Regions from separate parts of the Homo sapiens genome. Here region 1 is linked to region 2. Evidence: chromatin loops called from intact Hi-C (ENCODE). Cell type or tissue: heart left ventricle. All regions are shown on one strand.

Region 1 (4,000 bases), 65 kb before region 2:
TTGACCTTCTAGCTCCATGCAACACTAAAAAGCATCTTCCACTTTACCGGAATTTCTATGGAAATCTCCAACTTCTTGCATGTAGGGTAAGATAGGGAAGATGATCCCCACTTAAATGCAGTATCATGAACTCCTGAGCTGATGGCTTCTACACTTAGCTAAAGTGGACTCTATGAATACTGTCTGTGTCTACCATGGATTGCTATATTCAAGAGCTATCCACCTAGCTTTCTGTAATATGCAAAGATAGTTTCTAAAAGGGACCATTAATAGCCTCTTGAAAGGAAAAGAAAATACCACCAAAACTATGATGCACTGCCAGGGACATCACATAAAACCACTCAGATTCCTCATAACACAACTCCAGGGAGCACCTTCATATAGGTTGCAATGTCAATTGTGCCCCTGGATTTGTGCAATGTGGTGGCCATTTCCCCATGATCTCTCAGCTATACATGAACTCAGCCCAGCTTCCCTGGCACTAAATTCAAAACACTCAAAAACATCCTTACCACCATCCACAGTGAATGAGAAAGGGGAACAAACTTAGAGCTGGTGAGCTGGATCCAGACTCCACAAATGGTCAGCTTCTCTCACTTTCCAACTGGATGACCTTAAACCAAATCTCTTTAATCTGCTCTGTGAATGTGAGGCCCCATGTTGGGCTCACAAAAGAACATTAGCCTGAGAGGTACCTGCAGAGGGAAGGATGGGCAGCCCCTCTAAAGTAGGCTAGGTGAAGGGAGAGTCTTGCCTCATGGGAGGCAGAAGGAGATTATGAGGGTTAACAAATGTGTCAGAGAACCCGGGCACCTTAGGTTCATTTACTTTGATCCCTTCAGTTTTCAGACATAGGAACTGAACGGAGCAATCAAGACAGTCCTGCCCAATATCATTGAATGAATTAGCAGCAAGGAAAGGTCCAATATTGCCAGGCCAGGGCTTATTCAGACACATAGTTGCTTTATTTTAGTGATGGAGTGGGTCTGGCTGACAGCTTTTGTAGATCTTTATTCAGAGTCAGCTGGAAAAATTAGTCCCTGCTCATTGAAGATCCTCCCATTCCCAGAGTGAAGACTCCCTTCTTCTAAAAATGGGCCAAGAGACAAGGAATAAAGTACCTAGTAAGGCTTTGCCAAGCAGCCTCTATTGGCATCTATCTGAATCGCTGGCTTATAGCCCATGAAGAGATGCATACTTTCTGGAGTCAAGCTTCCCTAAGTGAGCTCCAGGGGCCAATTGCACTGAAACCCCCTGGGGCTTATTAAAATCTGGCTTTCATAGATGCACCCCAGATCTACTAAATTAGAGCCTAGGGGTGGGAGGATACCATTAACAAACTCCACATGGGATTTTGGCACACAATAAAGTTTGAGAACCAACACCCAGACATTATAGTGGTAAGAAGGAACCTAATGGGTATCAGATATCTACTTTGCTAGGCACTAGATAGATAGATATCCTTAGAAGTGATAGAAAAGGCAGAAACAAGACATTATTTCTTTGCCACACTTAGGGAAGCTTTGCACCAGAGGGTACGCATCTCCTCCTTGGTTCTACACCAGCAATTCAGGTAGATGCCACCAGATGGTGCTGGAAAGAGCTTTCCCCAGCACAGGAAATTAAGACAATATTATTGGGCCCTTGGGTCATTGGATAGCGCTGAGAACAGCATCTAGAACCCACCACCTCAAAATCCTTCTCAAAGGGAGGGAATGCATCCTTGAACTTTCACTCAAGTTCGTACTCTCAGCCCTTAAGGCTCTGCACAGAATTTCACAAATTATAATTTGCTCTATCTTTTCCCACCTAAATTTTACCCTCTCTTCTCAAAACTTCTTCTGTCTTAACACTCCTGCTACATTCTTGGCTCTCCCACTTACTGGTTATATGAACTCTGACAATTTGTTTTATCTCTATAAGCCTCAGTATTTTTATATATAAATTGGAGATAATAGTTTCAGAGTAGTAGTAAGTATTAGAGATAATTGTAGCTCAATAAATGTTTAGTCTCTTCTGTACTTAACCCCATTTTCAGAACGACAAGCCCCTGTTTAAGAAACCCCAGTGGCTTTCTGGTCTCATTTGCTTCTCCATGACCCAAACTCTCCGATTTAAGTTCTCATCACACCTCATTCATGTCTGCTCCTGGTCCTTTGCTCATGCTGTATCTTCTACCTAGGATGCCCTCATACTTTCATCCACGAATACAAATCCCAGCATGCTTAAAGGTCTTTCTCAAGTTCTTCCTGCTGCTTCAGGAAGCCTTCTCAAAGTCCAGGCCAACAGACTCTTCTGTCCCCTCTGCTCCTTCAGGCACTCTCTCTGAATGCTCCACTCTACCTCCTGGAGATGAGAACACTAGAGTCATGGAAGTCAGTGATCTCTAGGTATTGGAATTTTATGTACAGAATTTTTTATTTTTTTGAGGACCAGCACCAGGCCACCACCTTTTATTTTGCCAGGTGAGAATATACTATTAAATCTTGTATTCTAGTATTACCATCGTATCACAAAACTGTGACATTTTAGTAAAATAAAAGTTACAAAGGGAAAAAAATCTCATACAAAAGCATTGTCCTTTAAACGGAATAAACTCCACTTCCTAAAATGCTCACTGCATTGCCTGTTTTTTGCTCCTTTTGCCTTGGACTGATAAAAATACTACCAAAGGCCAGCTTCTGCAAAAATGCGGGGGAGTCCCCAGTCCACTCAATCACCTGTCCCCGCCCCCTGGCAACATAATGACAACCTCCACAACAGTTTCCACTTACTGAACACTTGCTATGTGCTAGACCCTGTGCTAGGTACTTCATGCATTACCTTACTAAATCCTTTTGCACAACCTCTGAAAAATAGATCATTACTGCTACCACTTTTAAGTTGAGGCTTAGAAAATTTAAGTAACCAGTCCAGGTCACCGTGATGGTAAAGTAGTTGAGTTATGCTTACAGTAAAAGACAGTTTGACCCCAAAATCTGTGCTCCTTCTTCTGCTTCATTTCTTGTCTCCTACAATGGGAAGAAGTTTTTGAATGCAGGAGCATAAGGAGATATGCTTCTCTTTCTTTGTATAGTCCATACTCACAGCATGCATTTATTTGTTCTTGTTTTTTTTTCCTTTGCATGCTATTTTTTTTTTATCATTATACTTTAAGTTTTAGGGTACATGTGCACAATGTGCAGGTTAGTTACATATGTATACATGTGCCATGCTGCTGCACTGCACCCACTAACTCGTCATCTAGCATTAGGTATATCTCCCAGTGCTATCCCTCCCCCCTCCCCCCACCCCACAACAGTCCCCAGAGTGTGATGTTGCCCTTCCTGTGTCCATATGTTCTCACTGTTCAATTCCCACCTATGAGTGAGAATATGCGGTGTTTGGTTTTTTGTTCTTGCGATAGTTTACTAAGAATGATGATTTCCAATTTCATCCATGTCCCTACAAAGGACATGAACTCATCATTTTTTATGGCTGCATAGTAGTCCATGGTGTATATGTGCCACATTTTCTTAATCCAGTCTATCATTGTTGGACATTTGGGTTGGTTCCAAGTCTTTGCTATTGTGAATAGTGCCACAATAAACATACGTGTGCATGTGTCTTTATAGCAGCATGATTTATAGTCCTTTGGGTATATACCCAGTAATGGGATGGCTGGGTCAAATGGTATTTCTAGTTCTAGATCCCTGAGGAATCGCCACACTGACTTCCACAATGGTTAACTAGTTTACAGTCCCACCAACAGTGTAAAAGTGTTCCTATTTCTCCACATCCTCTCCAGCACCTGTTGTTTCCTGACTTTTTAATGATTGCCATTCTAACTGGTGTAAGATGATATCCCATTGTGGTTTTGATTTGCATTTCTCTGATGGCCAGTGATGGTGAGCATTTTTTCATGTGTGTTTTGGCTGCATAAATGTCTTCTTTCGAGAAGTGTCTGTTCAGGTCCTTCGCCCACTTTTTGACGGGGTTGTTTGTTTTTTTCTTGTAAATT
Region 2 (4,000 bases):
GGAAACCTGGAACCTACACCTGTCTGGCACTAAATTCCATGATTGTACCACGAGGCCAAAATACCTCATTATGTTATTATCTCAAGTGCCAGAGCTCTTCATTCTTCCAACATTTGCCAAGCTCCCCAAGCTCAGATATCCCTTTGTTGTCTGTTATCAGTGCTCCTGGGCAGGACATTCTCTCTGCCAGATTAGCCTCCTTCCAAACTCCTATAGCTGGGTCTATCTCTAGCCATACTAAACCTAGAGTTATCTCTAGTCCATAAACCTCTCAGTCTCTGCAGCCCTCCACATGGAACCCGGCCATGCCCAACCACAACCCAAGATTTGCTCTCTAGGGTTGGCTCTAGCTCCCAGAATTTATGACAAATTCCTCTGGGAACTGCCTCTTGAGGAGCCATCCATACACACTTTAGGATGCCCAGGTCATTTAACAGCCCCTTCAATCCTTGGCTTCCACCAGCCACCCACTTCCCACACTTTCTCTGGATGAACTGAAATATCCACTCTTTTGTGTCTACAGTCTCATATGGCACCATTCTTATTCCTGACTTCTGAGACACTTAGCTTCAAGACTACACAGTATTGGGAAATGGGGTGATTCTGCAGTCTGGATGTGCTGGATTGCATCTATTATCAGTTTTTTTTCCAGTGCTATCTGCCAATGTCCCTCACCTCTGACCCCAACTATCTGTGCAGGAAGGAAATAAAGACTCTCAGAGTTGGAAGTAACTTTAGAGGTCATTAAATCCAACCCTTTACCTGACATTGATCCACATCTGCAGCATTGCCAATAAGCAATTGTCTGGCCTCAGCTAGAGCTGATGGCAGGGTACAGGGTGCTCTAGACTCCTAGGACAACTCCTTCTAGTCTGCCGATATCCACTTATCTAAACTTTTACCCACACATTGGTGCTAGCTCTGCTCCCTGGCTTCACACAGAGAAAGTCACATTCCTCTTCTCTATGATTGCCTTCGAAGTGTTTTAAAACAGCTCTCATATTGCCCGTGAGCCACCCACTTCGCTTTTCATGCTAAGCTGTCTGAGTTCTTTCATACGCTCCTCATCGCTCGTGGTTTCTGTGACATATGAGGAGCATCACCTCTGGTCAGCCATACATCTCTCACTGCCTTCTACTTTATTGATGGGCCCAGGACACTGCCAACATCAAATGCATAGCCTCCTCTTCATGGCTTGAAGCCAGGCTGATGCACATTCAGGAAGAAATGGAAGTGAAGGCTGGTAGAAGGGTAGGAAAGGGAAGTTTTCAGAGAGAGCAAACTTAGGAAATGAGAATGCAGGTGCTGATAAAAGTGTATGCTAGAATGTGAGCAGCTGAGAGTCACGTAACAGCTGGGAGAATGGGTATGGCTCAGCTCTTCGGAGAAGGGAAACCTTGGGAAGGGCTTTCTTTGGGCAAACAACTCTAAGGGGAACAAACCAGCTGTGCTTAGAGTAGTGAATCCCAATCAGAGAGATGCTCATTTGAGTTATGAGGGCCACCCTTGGGAATTGTTATCGCCGTCTTGAGTTGAAAACACAGATTTTGAAAGTCCCAGGTTTAAAAGATTTTTGAAAAAGGTATTTTTTTCTTTCTAAACCAGACTTAGGTCCACATGCCTAGACTATTGTCCATGTTACCATATGGATAAAAAAGCTAAAACTAATCAATACACAGGTTGGGTTCCCTATCAGAGCCTGAGATGGCACACCTTCTACAGGTGATTTATTGAGGGAGTGTTCTCATAAAAAGCCTAGAAGCGGGAAGGGGAAGGTAGGGCGGGGGAAAAGGTAAGCATGAATGTGGTTTCAGGAGAAGTCCAGCTCAGCCTGATCCCACGGGAAACACTGAGTGTAAACTGCACCACAATGTATTCCATCTTGAGGTGAGATGACTGGCATTTCCTAATCCTGTCAGTCAGTCACTGGCCACTGGCTGCCCCCAGGTGGTGGGGAGGTGAATAACTTCCCAGGTATCTCCAGAAGAGGCAGCACCTGTCAACCAAGGGCCAGCCTCCCCACGAAGGGGACTGATTAAGCTGTTATGTGCTCTACCTACAGGTGCAGTAAAGAGGATCTGGGCTGACCAACAGTGTCTTCCACAGATACACTTGCTAATTCACGCATGGAAGACCCAGAGTGTATCACTCCCCTCAACTGCTGGACTACTGTGCTGCAAACTTTGAGTCAGAATGATGAGCTTCAGTCAGGCATATCATGGCTCCTGAACAGGATTTTGAGAGCAAGATTCTGTGCCTCCCTCATCCTGCTGCAGCCTCTCAGTGCATCTAGGTGTTTCTGCTTCCATTGTACATATCTATCAAAATAAAATTGTTATAATTAAACAAACAAATAAATAGATAAATAGATCTGGTGGCAAATGAGCAGCAACTCCTCCCCACTCCCAACATAAGTTAAAGTTTGAGTTTCAGCAACAGATGTAGGATCAGAAAACAAATGTTTAATATGTTCTGTTGCATTAGAGCGGTACAGGTTGGCAAGTCCTTAGAAACCACCTAATTCCACCCCTTCATTTTACAGATAAGCAAACTGAGGCCCATTGAGGCTTATTACCTTCCCAAAGGTTGTGCAACTAAATCTACAGAGGTCATAAATCCAGGCAAATACGTTGCTTCTGTTTTATATGCTTAATTTCTTCTGAGCATAAATTTCAATGGCTACTGAGGCAATCAATAGAGAATATATCGAAATCAGAAGAAAATAAGTACTGGGAGATGGAAAGATGCTTCAGCATCCAAAGAATGGCACTTTGGGGAATGCTGTCCTCAAATAAAGCCCAACCTGATAAACAGGCTTTTATCAGAGAATTTCAATTTATCAAATAATAACCATGTAGTATTTCTGAGCATTGGAGACAGCTGCTATCCAGCAACCCCTAAGCCCAGTCTGTATGGTTTTAAGTCAAATGCATGAGTGAAATATGATATATGGAGTTTCAAACTGGGAGGGGTGATGTAGGCTTGGTCTCAGGTTGTAATAGATCATGGGTCAAATGGCCTTGCTGGTCAAGGTAGATATTTTAACTCAGCTCCATCAAACATAAACATCCTACAAAAAAGAGAAAGCACACAGCAAATTTTCAGGTCTCTCTAGACTCAGGTGGTATCGTTTTAGTCTCATGGAGGGAATGGGGTGCGTGGCACTTTGACATATGGGCTGCTCTATGGAGCACCACCTCTAATGGCAAACTTAGTGCTAAATGCTACCAATTCGGTCTTTGGGAGATTTTTTAATGGGACCACATCTCAGCTCTTACAAAAGAAATCAGTAGCAAACTAGGATTCACTTTACCAAAATTTTGTTAAATTCATCTCTTCATTAATGGAAGAACTTTCTATAGAGAGGAAAAGAGAACTACAATACAGAGGAGGAAAGGAACCAACACCCCAGCCAATAAGCTTCCAGGTAGCCTTCTAAGCAGTTCTGGATGTCTAAAATCTTCCAGAGAAAGAGACACAGACATGCACATTCACCCAACAATCAACTAGGCATTATTTAGGAACTTGTGCAGTAGCTTCAGTTTTTTCTTTGCAAGTAGACATTGTGGGTCATCAAAATAGTCAGCTCTCAGTCATTGTCTTACCCCTTCATCACATCAGAAAGAATTTTATATACCCCTGAAAGCACGACTTCCAGAGAGCTTACAGCTTAAAGTTCTAAACTGGAAGATCCCAAACGGAGGCTGACATTATGGAAAACTTGCTTAGCTTGACAAAGGTTGCCCCCATAAGGGCATGCCAAATGTTCGCAAGACTTCAGAGCATCCTAAGGAATATGAAAAATCATCTATTTTGCATTAGTTACAATTTAGGCCATTTTGACATAGAATCTAGAGACTTTACAGACGGGAGAGTCAGGATCTACATCTGTGTGCTGAGGTGGTCTTGCGAGAAGTGGATGGTTTTGCAAGAAGAACCAGAGTTGACTCAAACTTGGGCCTCATCATGGAGCAGGGTTGGGCCTGTCAGGATGTGTGAC

Evidence for each region. Peaks named below come from ENCODE experiments on the same cell type or tissue, not always from the same donor. Only the 100,000 strongest peaks of a DNase experiment are listed, where the experiment ranks them.
Region 1: it touches region 2 in a loop (5-fold over the local background); 14 of 110 quality-filtered maps call a loop at or near these places.

What each region holds. Positions count from the first base shown.
Region 1 is chr17:34,079,891-34,083,890 of GRCh38, forward strand. LOC107985035 (a long non-coding RNA gene) reads right to left here and starts at 3,092. Exons shown (of 4, transcript XR_001752832.1): 1 at 2,953-3,092; 2 at 1-2,346. It also overlaps a transcript of ASIC2 not described here. In heart left ventricle, a CTCF peak has its summit at 1,586 (motif pointing right); no DNase peak of the experiment used is centred here.
Region 2 is chr17:34,144,698-34,148,697 of GRCh38, forward strand. It overlaps a transcript of ASIC2 not described here. Among named protein-coding and RNA genes, the nearest start is that of LINC01989, 37 kb to the right of the region's middle. In heart left ventricle, a CTCF peak has its summit at 1,953 (motif pointing left); a DNase peak (open chromatin) is centred at 1,934; H3K27me3 peaks cover 2,847 bases.